2 separate regions of the Mus musculus genome follow, and region 2 is linked to region 1. A link is a loop called in an ENCODE intact Hi-C map of the cell type or tissue named here. Cell type or tissue: heart. All regions are shown on one strand.

Region 1 (8,000 bases):
CAAAATACGGGTGCAGTTTTCAGAGGGGAGAACTAAAGGCTACACAGCAAGCACAAGAGCCCGGGAAGTTGCCCAGGGCCTAAGTGCTCTATCTGCTAGACCAGAGTTTCTACTTCATTGTTGCCCAGTGGCTGTGTTTCAAAACTGTAACATTGTAGCTGCCCCTGGATTGCCATGATTGAGAGGATACTGGGTCTGGAAGGGGTAAGGTAAACTGTTTGGAAAATGCTGGAGAAACCTTGAAGGAGGAACTAAGCAAAGATGTTCTTGAGTTGGCTTGACCTGAGATGGCATGCGCTAGATTAGAATTTGGATGAGCTATTCAACTTTACCTTTCTTGAGTGGAAAACAAAGATATTTAAGCTTACCTTCTAAGATACCTCTCCTAGGGGTGACTGCATTAGGTATCAGGTTAACATTCATAGCTGACTGGGCTGATGAGGAGGTTCAATGGGTGAAGGCATCTGCCACCAAGCCTGATGACCTGAGTTCAATCCCTGATCCCACACAGTAGAACAAGAGAACTGACTCTTGCAAGTTGTCTTCTGACTTCCACATGTATGTTGTGGCACACGCACACACACACACACACACACACACACACACACACACACACACACACAAATGTAAATCACTACCACTGGCAAATGCAGAAACTTTCAACAAGACATAATTCTCTTAGTTGAGACATAGAGTTTTCGTTAAATTTTTTTGGTATTTATTTGTGATTCACTCTACATTTGTCCTTCTCGGGTCCATTCTGAGAAGTCCACCATATACAGGTGTATAGAAGGAGAGTGTGATTTTGAACACAATATAGGATGAATTTTAGGGAGCAGTAAAACAAATCACAACACAGTTCTAGCAAGTCCTCTGATAGGCTTCTCAAGACTCTTTTATCCACAGGCCCTCTCCATCATGATTTTACTTCCAAATTAACCAAAATTAAAGCTTTCAAAAAACCAACCCAACCCAACCCAACCCAACTCAACCCAACCCAACCCAAAACAAGCCAAAGCAAAACACAACCAGGCTTGGTACATTCATCAATTCTCTCTAATTAATAAATACGGTGAAGAGGATAAAATGGAAGAAGTTGCTGGAGACCCAAAATACCTTATAGCAGATGGAAAGCATTCAAGTGCTGAGTTTAATGTAAGAAATTGTAGGAAAAGAAGTCATGAGTTTGTGAGAGAAAAAGGGGGTAGGGCATATATGGGAGAGATTGGAAGGAGGACAGGGAAAGTTGGAAATGATGTAATTATATCCTCAAAAGATAAAAACTACTTTAAAAAGAGAAATAATACAGAACTATTTAAGAGCAGTGGCAGCAAATAGTGGCACCTATTTTGGAGCCTAGGTCTTATGTAGGGAAATTCAGAATTGTGGCTTAAATTCAGCCTAAGTAGGGGAATTCAGAATTGTGGCCGAGGCTACAAACTTTTAAGATTTGTGGTCATATACAACCTACGAAATAACTGATATCTCTTAAAAACCTGTTTCTCAATATTCTTCAGCATAGTCTCACCTCTGCTTTAATCTATTGTTTTGATTTTTCTTCATTTGTATTTCTTCCCCCATGTCTTCCTGAGGACATTTGTGGCACAGTCCCAATCTTGGCTCACTGAGAGTTCATCTGCTTCTGATGGCTGCTCTTTCTCCACCTAAAGTCACAATCTGTTCTTGGAGGACATTCTCGTTTGTACAATGACTGACTGTGATGTGGAAAGGGACAATTGTAAAATCCGTTGGAGGAATGAGCAGCTGGCATGGAAAGAGTTCACTAAGGCAAGATCCTATTTCTATACATGTGTCCTTAATAATAACAACGAATGGGTAGGGGGTAAAATATGTGGGAAGGGGGCAGAGTTGTTTCGGAATAGCTAGTCTGAGGGAGTACATATGATGTCAGCAATTAATTCAGGCCCTACATTCTGTTTTCCTATAAAAATCCTATTTTAGTTGTGGTATCTTTGACGCATCTGCTGGCATAAGCAGGATATATGCCACAAATAAAAATTCAAAAATATCTCTTTCTTGTAGAACTTGGAAGCAGAAATTCTGAAATGGGAAGAAACCTACTGAGCATTCAAAAGGATTCCAGGCCCTTTCTCATACAGACAGCACCACGGTGCTACATTCAGGCACATCTGAGGTGCAAGCCCCTGGGGTGTTGGGTAATGAAAAGGAAGATAGTGGTAGCTGGAGTCCAAGCAGGCTCCACCACTGAAAACCCTGAATTGATGTACCTGGAAGAGATATTGATGCCAAAAAGAAAAGAGAAGTGTGTTTGCTCCTCCAAAACAGAAACTCAGAGCCTTTGTTTTCTGCTAAAGAAGGCTGGAAGCTTGCTGGGTGCTGGGTAAATTATTTTAATATCTTTTCCTGGAAGTGGCATGAATAGGCTGTACTGCCACCAGTGTGGTGACTGTTTCACACCATCATACCATCAACTGATGGGCTGGCAAGCTATGTTTGTACAAGTGTACTCTGTGATAGATGGTCCCACAAAACGAAACTCCTGGCATGAGGGAAGCCTTAGCTTAGTCTGTAGAACACTTGATTAATGGGCACAGAGCCCTGAATTCAGCTTCCCACTGTTGCATAAACTTGATGTGGTGGCATATACTTATAATCTCAGCACAGGGCACATGGACACAGGAGGACCTAATGTTTAAATTCATCCTCATCTATGAATATAGTTTCAGGCTATCATGGAATACAGGAGATTTTTCTCTCAATAAACTAGCAAGCAAGCAATCTAATCAACTAACTAATCAACTAACTAACCAACCAACCAACCAAACAACCAACCAACCAACCAACCAACCAACCAACCAACCTCCAAAGTCTCCTAATGATTCCTTTCTCAGAACATATTCTTGTTAAGTGATGCAGGACTATAACTGAAACCCAGGTGGTCTCTTTTCAGAACAACTTTAGATCTAGATGGACAGATTACATTGACTGAGGTGGACTTTAGTGTTGACTTCCTTGTCCCACTACATCCTATTACAGTCAAGGACAGAATTCTGAGCTTTCAAGTGCTGCATCCATTGATTTATCGCCCAGCATTGTCTTCACACATGATTCCAAGAACATCCTAAAACTTAGGGGGTGAGCCCAGAGGCAGATAGATGCAAAGAGGAAGTGTGCTATCTATCTGATGACTGTGGAAAACCTGACGAGGCACATAAATTGCTGGGAAGGGCAAGGGGCCCAGAATCTCAAAGCTAATCCAAAGAGTATTGTGACCAGACTTTCCCATCAACTTCAACAGTTGGGAAATATAAAATAGGGACTTTTTCCAAACATAGGGTGGAAAACTTCCTCAAGGGCAGCACTGGGGAGCCCTTCTAAGTCATAGTAGAGGGAAGGAGGGAGGGACCCAAATGCCCAGGAAATGAGTTCGCCAGAAAATAGAGATGTGGGTCTCAGGCCATCCAGGAGCCGTGGAAGGCAAGGGCTGTGGTGGTAATGGTGGTTCTATAAGGATATAGCTGAGAAAACAAAGAAATCCATGAGTCTCAGAAACAAGGCGGAGAAAATTTTCTCAAAAATACAAAGAATGACAGAATCTCTGAACACAATAAGAGAGAGAGAGAAAAAAAAAGCCAGGTCTAGAATGTTTATGAAGATTTGATTCACTATTCACATCTACACAATATCAGAGAGACCAGTTCTCAACCATTTGTACTATTGTCCTTAATATGAGGTTGTGGTAATGGTAACATATGTCATCATGGAACACAGATCAGAACCAGGTGCAGAAGGTGACTAGCAGCCTGCACAGACCACAGACCAAGACTGTAGAGAGAAAGTTAAGATCTTGGATAAGGACTCCTCCATATTTCATGCTGAGAAATATCTTTGTGTTCTGCTGAGAACTAACTTCAAGATAACAAATGTTAATTATATTTTCATCTAATGTTCATATTGTTGAGCACACAATTACTTGACTAACAAATATTTTCATAATCAGGTTCATTTTCCCTCCTCGCTGAACACTTAGGGTCATCTACACAAAAACCCTGTTTTCTAAGCACAATACAAGGGCTTGTTGGAAGAATGTCTGAAACCATGGGGCTGTGACCAGTGTCTATGGTGTGGGCATCGCTGTTCCATGAGGATGGCCTGAGAGAGCTATCTTCTGGTGAGAGTGTGCTTGAACATGACCAAGACACTCTGGGGGAAAAATCTTGCAATTGCACCTCTCCACCACTAGATGATATGCATGTATAAGCAAGGCAAAGAGCCTGCCATGTTCTCTTTCCTCCTCAGTGGCCAGTGATGAATGGACAAGGTTAGGTACTTAAGAGTTTAATTAATGATGCTATTAGGCAGCATAAGCAATAGGTGAACCTGACCTGCCAGTGCTGATTGTGATAAAAACTATAATAAATCTATTGAACTCTTGTTGTTTGAGCCAGAGGTCTTTTCACTACTGCAGGTGGCTGGATCCAACTCACTGTCTGGTTTTATAAATAAAGTTTTATTGGTTACCTTCCTTCATCTGTGGTTGACTTCGCTCAACTGTAATGGAGGTGAAGCAGCTGAGACAGAAATGATCTGTATAGCTGTGCCTAAGATATTTTTTTTATCTGATTCTTAATGGAAAAGGTCTAAGCATATAAGGTTTGTGAACTCATTTAATTATTCTACTTCTATGGTTCTGGGCATGTGTTATTTTTATAGATAAGGAAATTGCTAAAAAGCATTCAATGAATCTCGAGATATATTAATTGAGAAGTTACAGCATGTGCAACCAATTCAAAAGCAATTGATGTGGGTGGGACTTGATACTACAGGATTCTGAGAATGGTTCCTGCTTCCAAGTAGGCTCTTGGGGCACTAGAAAGACAATGTTAAAACTCTTGCCATGCTAGGCCAGTTTTCTGTGTGACACAAAAGTAGATGCAGGTGAGATTGAGTAGCTACTTCGTAACACTTTCTCCCAAAGCAACATTTTCTCAGATATTAAGAAAGCAACTCCAAGATGTCAGCTGGCACAGCTGAGAAACAGGGGTTAAATTGTAATGGAAGCCTGTGTGGTCAGAGGGAGGAGTCATAGACATGGCAGGCAAAGGCAGGTTCTCTTCTTGTCTTGTTTTACTCTAATGCAAGATGCTCTTCCATGTTTCAACATCGAATCTGGGTCTGCTGTGAGGAGCTGAGGCATGAACCTGGGGGCCTCATAGTTTTTTGGTCTTCTGGTTGCCTCAGGGATTTCTTGCCCAATAGTTTATAATGAGCTGTGTTGTTTTTAGGAATATTCAAACTGCTCATTCCACACTAGGAATGGTTGGTCTTTATTATTGCTGCAATTATTTAACACTATTTTTTATTACTTCCATTTTGTGGAAGGGCTTGAGGAAATAGTTGCTTTTGAGTCATAGGTTGTGAGTAGGGGGATCCTCAGGAAAGAGGTAATTTTCAAACAATTTATTCCGTTATTCCTGCTTCCAGACCTGTGCCTTCTGCAGGGTTTCTACATGGATTCCCTGAGGTCCCACCCTCTCTTTAGCTTGAGAAACCCCTTTCCTAAATCCATCTACATTTGATATCTCACTCTCAGGACACCCCCAACACATAGCATAGGGGAGGCTGCTCTTTCCATTGTACTTGTTGATTTAGTAAGAGGAGGAGGTGTGAACTTTGATGCCTTCTTCCGGTGAAGTGGAGATGTGAGATGGGATTACAAGAGAGGGCAGGAAAGAGAAACACCGAGGCTCGAGGCTCGCTGTAGGGAACAGGGAGGAAAAGTGAGGGCTTCCATTACAGGGCTGTCCTGCTTTGAATGAGACTGTCCTCCCCCCAACACCATAGGCTATTTGAACGCTTGGTTGTCAGTTAGAACTGTCAAGGATTAGGAGGTGTGGCCTTGTTGGAGGTGACATCACTGGTAGGGGGTGGGCTTGCAGTTTCAGAAGCTCTCACCATTTCCAGTAAGCCCTCTCTGCCTCCTTGTGGATAAGGATGTCTTAGTGACATGCCTGCTGCCATGCTCCCACCATAATGGTCATGAGTGAATGCTGGAGTTCTGATCCACAGACTCAATGCTTTCTTTCACAAATTCCTTTGGCCACAATGTCTGGTCATGACAAAATAAAAGCAAATAAAACGGGGATATTTGTTTTTCAGTCTGAACTAAAGGGGCCATCCCACCTAGGGTTACGTGAGAAACTGAATTTCTTCAATAGCGTGACTCAGAAATCTTTTTGCAGTGCTGGCAAAATAATGATAACCCTAGTCTCTTTATACCAGTGGCTTATTAACCTTAGCCTTGCCTTGCTACAGAATGGATCTCCCAATGACAAGACAACTAAATATGTGTAAGGCGGTGGTATTTTTGGAAAATAATCTGAGGACTCCATGTGTGGGAAGAACTAGAGTAGAAGAATGGAAGTTAGGGGCAATTAGAGGATGACTGCAAAGACACGCATGGTTTCCCCTTTATTAAACCCTACTCGTGAATGAAATGATCCCATTTTAAATCTCCCTGCTCTCAAGACTGGAATTGCAAATGGTTAACCATGAATCAGCACAAGGTGATGTTAATCAGAAATAGGAGTTATTTCCTAAATGGCTCATTTGTATAAGGTCTGACTACATGTGTTCAATGGGGGATATTTCACATATACAGCAGAATAAAAAAAAAAAAAAAAAAACAGGAACGTAGATTTTGCATCTGCCTCAGTCGCAGTCTCTTTCTAGTTGGCACAATAGTTTGTGGATTCACTGTTACTTTTTGATTCTTACTGTCTTCAGACCCCAAATTGAGACATCTTCCCTTCTTCCTCCCTTTCCTCCTCCTTCTATTATGTAACATCCACGTAAGGTTTAACTAGTCATCCAAACAGGCTTGCTTGCTTGCTTTCTTAAGTTCTTTTTATTCTACCCTTGGTACTTGAGGGGTGTTTGGCCAGAAAGGCTTACTTTTTTAAAACCTCTCCATTACTGGGTGGAGGAATGAGGGCTGAAGTCCATCCAGGGTTACGTCAAGGGGTGTCACATTTGGCCTGCTCCTCTTGCTTCCTGTTGACTACAAGGGGAAGGCCGCAGTTGGCATAGGACACTGAAAAACATGAAGCTCTGAGACCAGACTGAATTGCTAATCACTACATGTCCTGTTCACTCTAACCAGTTTCCAAGTGATTAAACACACTGGCCGGGTCTATGACTCAGCTTCCGAGGTGGGCGGGGGGTGGGGGTGGGGCGCCCCAATCCTCACTGATTGCGCACCATGAGCTCAGCCCCTTCGGTTTGATCCAGCACCATCTCTACAGGTTATCTCCCTCTTGGATCCTGTCCCTCTCTGGACAGACAGGCAGACAGAGATGATGAAGTGTATGATCTACTGGGGGAGGGCCACCTTACCAGGAGTGTTTGAGGGAAAGGGTTGCAAAAATGTCATCTTTCAACAGTTGCTGTCACTACTTGGAAGCGGTCTTAAGTAGCTGGGTGTGGCGGGGTGAAGCCTTCTGAAGTTTGAAAGGAGAAAATGTATTAGTAGGAAACACTAACTCTTTGCTTTTCTGGCTCCACTCTCAGTAGATACAGTATCCCATGTGTTTTTCAGTAACTACTGAAGGTTCTGGAAGGAGATGTCACTATTTTAGGGCAGTATAATTGCCCAGTTTTCGAGGCGATTAAACGAATTTTGCAGCCTTTCCTATGCTCAGTGTCCAGTCGCCATTAAATAGGCAGCATGCAGTCACTGGTGGAAAGAAGGGTGGGAGTCTAGAAGCCACAGGGGAGTGAGCTTCCAGGAACTCCCAGTCTCATATGCAAATTAGATTAAACCACACTGCAGCCAGGGCTGGGGGGCGGCGGCGGGGAGGGAGAGCAAATAATTCCCTCCCTGACTTTTTCCTCTTAGCTTTGTCTCCTGTGGGAATAAAGAAGCTGATTCCAATTTATTTCAGCTACTGCCTGGCTTTAGGAAGTACTGCGCCTGTCAGTCCACCTTGCTTAAGTAAAGTCCTTACCCTGTAACGCCT
Region 2 (8,000 bases), 350 kb after region 1:
AAGTCACAGATTCAGAAATTTTCTATCTATGTAATGTTTTCCATCAAACCATGTTAGCAACAACTACTTCAAAGGTGGCTTCTGGTTCTTGAAAGGTTAGGCATATACTCTGGAGCTCCACATCTGCTGTTTTCAGTGGCTTTTTGCCAAAAGCAACTTAGTCTAATTGGGAAGGGATGTGCCCTTAGCTTGATAAGTGAATAAATCTCATCAATGATAATGGGACTTATGTGTGAACATGAAGGAAAACTTGACTCCTAACACTGCATTGCATAAGCTTTGAAACGGCTGCTTCTGTGAATGATTGTCCCTCCCTAACTGCCTTCCATCTATCACTGTAATTTGAGGAAAGGATTGCTTTTTATCCTGGCTAATTCTCTCAAAACAAAGACTAACTAATTATTTGAAAATTCCAAAACACACGTTAGGATAGTGTGGTGGAGTGAAAACACTCCCATGTGGACATCCCATAGGAACTGCCATTGATGAATGTTTAAAACAGATGCTTCAGTGAGCAACATATTTAATTAAATCCAAACCTGTTGTTATTATTCCAGAAAATATTATTATTAGCACAAGTTCCAAATGGAATTCACAGCAACTTCTGGTTGGAATTTGGGGAGAGAGATTTTAATTTCTGGGAGAATTGAAAGTAGAAATCAGCAGTTATCAAGAGACTTTGTGTTTCAGCTGAAGGTCATGCTAGGTACGACTTAACTGAGGAGTGTCAGGGCTACTTTTGTAGAATGACTGAGCCAAACAGCTGGCTAGCTACGCCCCATACATCATGAGAAAATGCTGCAGTGTTCACATGAAGTAGCCATCTCTGTTTCAAGAAGAAGAAGAAAAAATTCTTCCAACTTCATAAGATGGATTTATAAGATTGACAGATGTGTCACCAATTATATAATTGCTTTCTTATGTGGTTCTAATAAAATTATTTGGAGCCTAAAAAATGTCTAGCAGTGAATTATTTAATTTAATACATAGTTATAACAAAAATAATTAGTATTTACTTTAAACTCTAAATTGTCAACAAAAAACCTCAAGTAATTATTTTTTGTAGTGCTGCATAATGAAATAAATGTGTAATTAGTGACAGATGGGACTTTTAAATTTTAAGACAGTAAAAAAATCATATCACCTGTTTTGATTACTTTTTTTTACACTAGTGAAATTAGAATATTTGAAAAAGAAGCACAAAGAGAATGAAAAGAATTCACTGCAACCAAGTATAAGGTATGAGTCCTTTTGCATGCTTCCTGTATTCCCAGAAACCTTACTTAAAAGGTCTTGTTTCAAAGCTGGTGATTGGTTTGAGCTGTGCTGTGTTAACTGGGTCCCCATTCCTCCAAGCCATGTCGTTGGAGGGAAAAATCTCTGTGGTCTTGTGATCATCATTTTATTTGATGCCAAATTGCCATGGTAGGATAAAATTTAACTTAACGAAACTCTTTTTTTTTTATATGAGAACTTATTTTGAACCTTTTTCTCCATCCACTTGGAGATGTTTATCTTTCAATAGCCTATAAAATAAACAGGCCCATGGCTAAAAATGATCAACATGATTGTGTCTTGTGATTCTTCACGATGAGCACAGACTGTTGGGCCCCTGTTGGTTACTTTCCTCAGTATGAGTGTCTCTATGTGACACTCACCAGGGGCCATGCCTTAGAATCCTCTCACTGGAAAATGAGTGGTAGATCTTATGGAGTTATAGAGATTTCTCTGTTTGTTTGTTTGTTTGTTTGTTTCTCCTCTCATGTAGACAAAGATGGTAAGAGAAATCTGTGACATTTGATTTTATTATTTTTGCATGTTGGCATGTTTAGAGGAGGGTGACATATAAACAGTAGAAACTCGTGGATGTGGAGGTGTGCAGGGCCACATGGAAACTAGGGGTGACATTAAATGTATTATTCTTACCTTCGCCTTTATTTCTTGGTGGCAGTGGCTATAACTGAACTAGACATTAACCATTTAGGTGAGGCTGGACAGTCCAGCCTGCTCCCTGGACCCACCTTCATTTCTTTCAACACTGGTTTTACTGGTGGATGCAATCCTGAAGATATAGAGTTGAACTGAGGTTCTGAAGCTTCCATGGCAATTGCTGTTAGCATCTGCACTGTTTTGAGGTAAAAGAAAATATTCCATGATTAAGCAGTAACATTTCTTTCCCAGCGAAGTCTGAAATCATTCAGAAGAACTGGGCAGAAAGCAGAGACCATCTCAGAGTTAATTCTGATTTTAAGCAACATTGTAGAAAAGGTTTCTTATGCATCTAAGTCAGTGGTTCTCAACCTTAACACTTTGACCTTAGAATGCAGTTCCTTATGTTATAGTGACCCCCAATCCTAAAGTTATTTTCATTGCTGTAATTTTGCTTCCATTATGAATAGTTACGTAAATATTTTTGAAAAGAGAAGTTTACTAAAGGAGTCTCGACATGCAGGTTCAGAACTACTGAGCTACACGTATTTGGTAATCACTATGGTAGACAGATACCCTAAATTGAAGTTTTCAACATAGATGGGCATCTTCCAACATGGAATGGTAGGCTGGATTCTTCTTTGCTGCTAAGTAGACCCAAAACCTCAGGAGGAGCAATGCCTTGGGAACCCAATTTGTCTTACACAATCTACTTAACTGATGATTTGTTCCTTCACTTGAGAGTAAGAGTGAAGAAAGGCACAGGGTAAGGTGACTATCTTAATGGGAAGTTTCGTGGGTAGCAAGGACTTACTGCTCCCATTGCTGTGACAAAATACAAGACAAAAGCCAATTCAGAAAAGGTTTCTTCTGAGTCCTGTGTAGTGATCGCCTTCAGTGACAAGGAAGTCACGGTAGTAGCAGCTTGAGGTGGCTGGTTACATTGCATTCACGGTCAGGACGGCAAGAATGAAGAAGTTGTGCTCAGCTTGCTTTATAAACATTCTTCCTGGAGACTGAAGCCCATAGAATGACATTGTGTGCAATTTCCAACCTTGAAAAACCCTCACTGGTGGGGGCAAGCCTCATCTCCCAGGAAATTCTAGATTATGTCAAGCTGCAGATCGATATCGACTCTTACGTTGAGTCACTTTCCTTCAACGTTCTCCAAGTTTTCAAAAAATTCTTTAGAGACGCATGCGGTTTTCTTATCAAAGTTTACCCTCCCAGGAATCAAGAGTCAGGAACTTGCCAAGGTGATTGTATCTTCATTTCTTGAGGCTGTTAATTTCATCCCTGAACAGATGATTTGCATATGTGGTCGGCAAACATGCCAAACCTTCCCTGAAACTTCAAACTCTCCCATAAAGGCAGAAACCTACCGCCTGGCAGCAGAGGCGGGTGGAATGTGTGTCTCTGAAGTCAGATGAGGATTCAGAAGGGCCAGACTCTACGAAAGTCAAAGTTCAGCAGAGATAAATGAATCACCCTTCTGCTCTTGGCAATAAGGAACAGAGTCAGTGAGAGCTTATCAGAAGAGGAGGACAAGTTAACGTTCTGCTACAAGAAAACATGAGGAGGAGGATGTAAGCCTTCATTCTAGGATTGTGAGAAAAGTTTTCATCAAGATTACAATCAACTTGTGCAAAGATCACCCCAAAGATTGTATTTAGAACAGGGAGTACTGACAGTTGGGAGATGAGCTAATATGTGAATAGTGACAGAGACAGAGATCTCAGCATTGGGTGGTATGAGCCAAGTGTAGTATGTGGAGAAAGAAGTGATAACATAAAGAGAAGAGATTGTATACAGATCCAAGAAATGCAAATATTTAGAGGGGCCCAGGAAAACTAAGGAAAATTAGCCAAGAAAGAAAGAAAGGAAGAAAAACAGAAGGGAATTGCATAAAGGACGAAGTGGTCCATCCTGGGAAATGCTCAAAGGTCAAGTGAGATACGGATTGGCAGACATCCCCGAGCTTGAGCAACTGTAGAGGGAATTGGAAACATCTGGAAGAAGAGTGTCAGCCGATGAGCTGTATCAGAAGCCACACTGCACTGCCTTAAGCTGACAAGATCGTTGGGGCTGGGGAAGTCAGAATGGATTTTAGAAACCTCCCATCAAATGGAAGGAAAGTGAGTTAGGCGGATAGAAATATCAAGCCAGAGTGGCCTCTGTCTAAGTTACTTGCCCTAATAATTTAAGCATCAGGGTGAATTTTGAGCTTTTCCTGACTTCTAAATCTACCTTTCAGTCATTTCCAAACCATGATGAGTCAAGATATTGTGAAGAACAGTAGTGGTTCTTATTAGATACTTATGAACGTCAGGAAGCAGAGGATGAAAGTTCTGAAAATAACACGTTTGAAGAAGTGATTAAGAATTGAAAGAGGGTTCCAATATCAGGATGCTGCCCTATCTTTGAAGTTGGTGGTTAAATTAGCTACCAGGAGATCAGTATCTGGCATCTTGTTATACAAATCCATAACATAGCAACAAAATCCATTCCATAAATCACACTTCTTGAAAAATTCACAGCAGGTTCTTGCTGATTAAAACTATGCAGACCTAGTCTAATTACATGCACTCTTGAATATGAGTAAGAGAGATACTGGAGAAAGATGATCAAAAGGATATTCCCAAGAAAGCCTTTTATATAAAAGCAGGATCACATGTCACACTTTATAAGAAACTACCGGAGCTCGGAAGCAAGAGTGTGTGACATGCAGGGTGAAGCATCCTGAAAGTGAAGAAGCTGAAACTGTACCAGCATCACGAAAAATGTTGCATGCTACCAGAGAAATTTATTCTGTAGATGACGATGAATCACTCCCATATGTTAAGCCTGAAAGTGGCACGGTTGTATTTGCAATAAAGATAGATTGCTCCATTAGCTTGGAATAATTTAGTTGCAGATAAAGAAAACCTGATTAACAGAAATTTAAGCCTGTGGGTGCATATTGCATTGTTAATGAGAAGTCTAAATAGCATCAGTATAATGTGGTACTATTGATCAGAGGTGTCATCAAGCCCTGGATCTTGACAGTTTCGGCCCACCCCTTCTCTTTCTTTGGATGCTAGTTAAGGCTGATGCTTCATGGATTAGTCCCTTAGTGAAATCCACTTACCCCAAACATCTAACTTATGAAAAGAGGAAAAAGGAAAAGATGCCATCTTAAGGATGTCTCTTGTTAGGGTGTTAAAGCCAACCCCATGTATCCTTGCTTGACACCCCGTTATGCTCCACTAGCAGGAAGAGCATACTTACATGCTATTAAATGAAAAGGAGGTAAGGAGAGGAAATATCTGCCAATAAACAAAACCCTCCCCCACAGTATATATCAATCAAAAACAAATAGCACACTCAATGTGAACAATTTTAAAACAGTTTCACAACGCAACAAATTTTACAATGACTTGACAGAACTGTAGAAAAGCCATAAGAACAGAGTTTTCGAGTTTTTACTCAGTGCTTGTGAAAATAGGCCTATCATTTTCATGTTTCCCTGAAGGGACAGGTGAGGGAAAGTATCTACGAAAACTGGGGACAAAAAAAAATGTGTGTTCAGTATGGATTGTTCAGAATACAGTTCTTGGTTATATAAGACAACTAAAGTAAAAAGGAGAGAACCAGAGAAGACAACACCCGTCCTAGTAGGTTCTCTTTATCAACTCCCAGCTGAACCTAACTCAAGAGCCAAATGACAAATGAGTTCATTGATGTGATATTTAGAGGCCAAGCCTGTTGTACTAAGAACACTGGGAGGGAGAAGAAACAGTGTATTTAAATAGGGCAGATAACTGAAGGCTGCCTGACGGATTGACTTGTCCAGCTTGATCTTGTCCACTTTGCTACCAGGACAAATGATATGCTACCAGAGGGAGGCAAAACAAAACAAAAACATGCAACAGTCTGTAGATGTGCCAAGGAAGAGAATTTTTTCTTTTTCATTTTTTAATTATTATTATTATTTATTTTTTTTTACCGTCTAGTTGTTATCCCCCTCCTGGTCCACCTTCTGACTGTTCTTCACCCCATACCTCCTCCTTCCATCTCCAAGAGGGTGTCCTCACCCCTCACCCCCACTCCACCAGACCTCCCCACCCCTTAGGGCCTCAAGTCTCTCGTGAGTTAAGCACATCTTCTCTCACTGAGGCCAAATCAGGCAGTCTTCTGCTGTATATGTGTCCGGGACCTCACATCATCTGGTGTCTGCTGCCTAGTAGGTGGCTCAGTGTCTGAGGGATCTCAGGGGTCCAGGTTAGTTAAAAATGCAGGTCTTCTTATGGGGTCACCCTCCTCCTCAGCTTCTTCCAGCGTTTTTCCTAATTCAGCCACAGGGGTCCCTGGAAAATCATTCATAAGCGATAACACGAGGAAGTACCTGATGCTTGACAGTGCTCTTGATTTGAATATGTTTGCCGCTTACCAATTTAAAACTTAGAGCTCAGTTATAATTCAGAGAGAATTTTGTTTGGTTTTAAAGAACTTTGTTGATTTCCATTTTAAATAAATAAAATCTGAAATTTAAAGATTCTTAACATGCCCCTAGATCCCAGTCAATCATATCAGCCATGTGAGGTAGTTGAATGCGTGAACTGGAAATAACCTTAACTGAATATTAGGATTAAATTAAAGATGACTTAGTTCGGCAGAAGCAGGACCCTGAGTTGGTCTTTTTGTTAGTTGTTTGCTCACTTTTCACCTTAGAACACTGGGTTGCTGGGCTTAGATCTCATTAACAAATACTAACCTTCTTTAACTTCTAAAATTATTATTTAACAAATATTATATAAATTTAGTCGAAGGGAATACAATTTGGGAGATTGCAAGTTTTCCACTCACCATAATATTCTGGAAATCTATCCAGGTTCTTTTATCTATCAGTGTTTCACTGCTTAATAGAATTCTATGGTATGCGGAGAGCATCCCGTTCATCTGTATTCCTCAATTTCTTGTATTATTTGTTGAGTTGCTTATGTAAACTGCATGTGGTCATTTTACTCCTTGCTACTTAGCGTGTGGTAAACAGACTAGCAATCTCAACACCATGCATATAGAGCTTGTTAAATGTAGAGTCACGTCCCCTTAACTCAGAATCAAACTCTACATTTGAATCAGGTGATTCACACAATGTATAAGTTAGGGAAGAAGTAATGATTTAAGTCAAGGAGAGCAACTTCATACAGAATGTCTGTGAGGGTAGGTCCCCTTCAGATATTAAAGGAATATTGGGTGGCCCGTCAACCTTTTGGAAGCAATCAAACATATTTTCTCTAAGCCCTCAAACCGTCATTCATTCTTTGTGAAAATGGGAACTAGAATAATTTCCCCTAGGTTTCATCAGACACATTACCAGTCTGTATGAAAATCTTCTCTCCTTTAGCCAATCTGGCAAACTCACTGGAGAAAACTGGGAATTGGCTCATGGCCATTTTATGTGCAGTGTGCCACCATGTTCACTACAGAAAGCCCATTGTCTAGAAATAATGGTGAGGTTTTGCCCACAGCAAAAATCTGCATTCAATCCTGCTATCCCAAGGGTGGAATTTTGCTGAAAGCCAAATTCTCAAGTCTTCTTAATTTTGGTGAAGATGTGTGTTTTTGCAAGTGCAAATTCAAGAAATTAAAGTTAGACTTTTTCTAGCTCCCCTCTCTCCAGTGTTTTATGACTGGAAGGACCTTTGAACATTTTCTCAAAATAGTAAGTACCAGCCAAGCTAAGGCAGCTTTGCTGTTAAGCTCACCACCCAAGGCTTTGTGAAAGCTTGACTGGGAAGCACAAGGGACTCACTGTGATGCTGGACAATCTTCTATGAGCTAAGCCAGGTACAGTCAGAAATCCAAAGGACCATCACCCTAGAAAGATGCCTACCCAAATCCTATTTGTCACTGGAGTTCCTCCATTTTCTGGTCCTCTTAGATAGGAAAAGTCTCATAGATATGACATTTAAGATAAACAAATGAGCACAGAAATGGAAGACTGCCAAGTTTGAGTTTCAAAAAGAGACCTATTAAAGATGTGTAAAATGGCTTTCTTAGGAAAAAATATGAGTTGAAATGACTGTATG

What was found. Hi-C counts contacts between places; a loop is a spot of excess contacts. Peaks named below come from ENCODE experiments on the same cell type or tissue, not always from the same donor. Only the 100,000 strongest peaks of a DNase experiment are listed, where the experiment ranks them.
Region 2: a loop joins it to region 1, with 2.2 times the contacts of the local background. A loop is called at or near these places in 3 of 42 quality-filtered maps.

The regions. Positions count from the first base shown.
Region 1 is chr15:51,592,076-51,600,075 of GRCm38, reverse strand. No RefSeq gene overlaps it. Among named protein-coding and RNA genes, the nearest start is that of Gm34503, 4.3 kb to the right of the region's middle. In heart, a CTCF peak has its summit at 4,232; DNase peaks (open chromatin) are centred at 7,005 and 7,795; H3K4me3 peaks cover 321 bases; H3K27me3 peaks cover 273 bases.
Region 2 is chr15:51,244,155-51,252,154 of GRCm38, reverse strand. The region is part of intron 4 of Gm19303 (predicted gene, 19303); the gene reads left to right. Among named protein-coding and RNA genes, the nearest start is that of Gm19303, 150 kb to the left of the region's middle. In heart, no CTCF peak of the experiment used is centred here; DNase peaks (open chromatin) are centred at 3,314 and 3,914.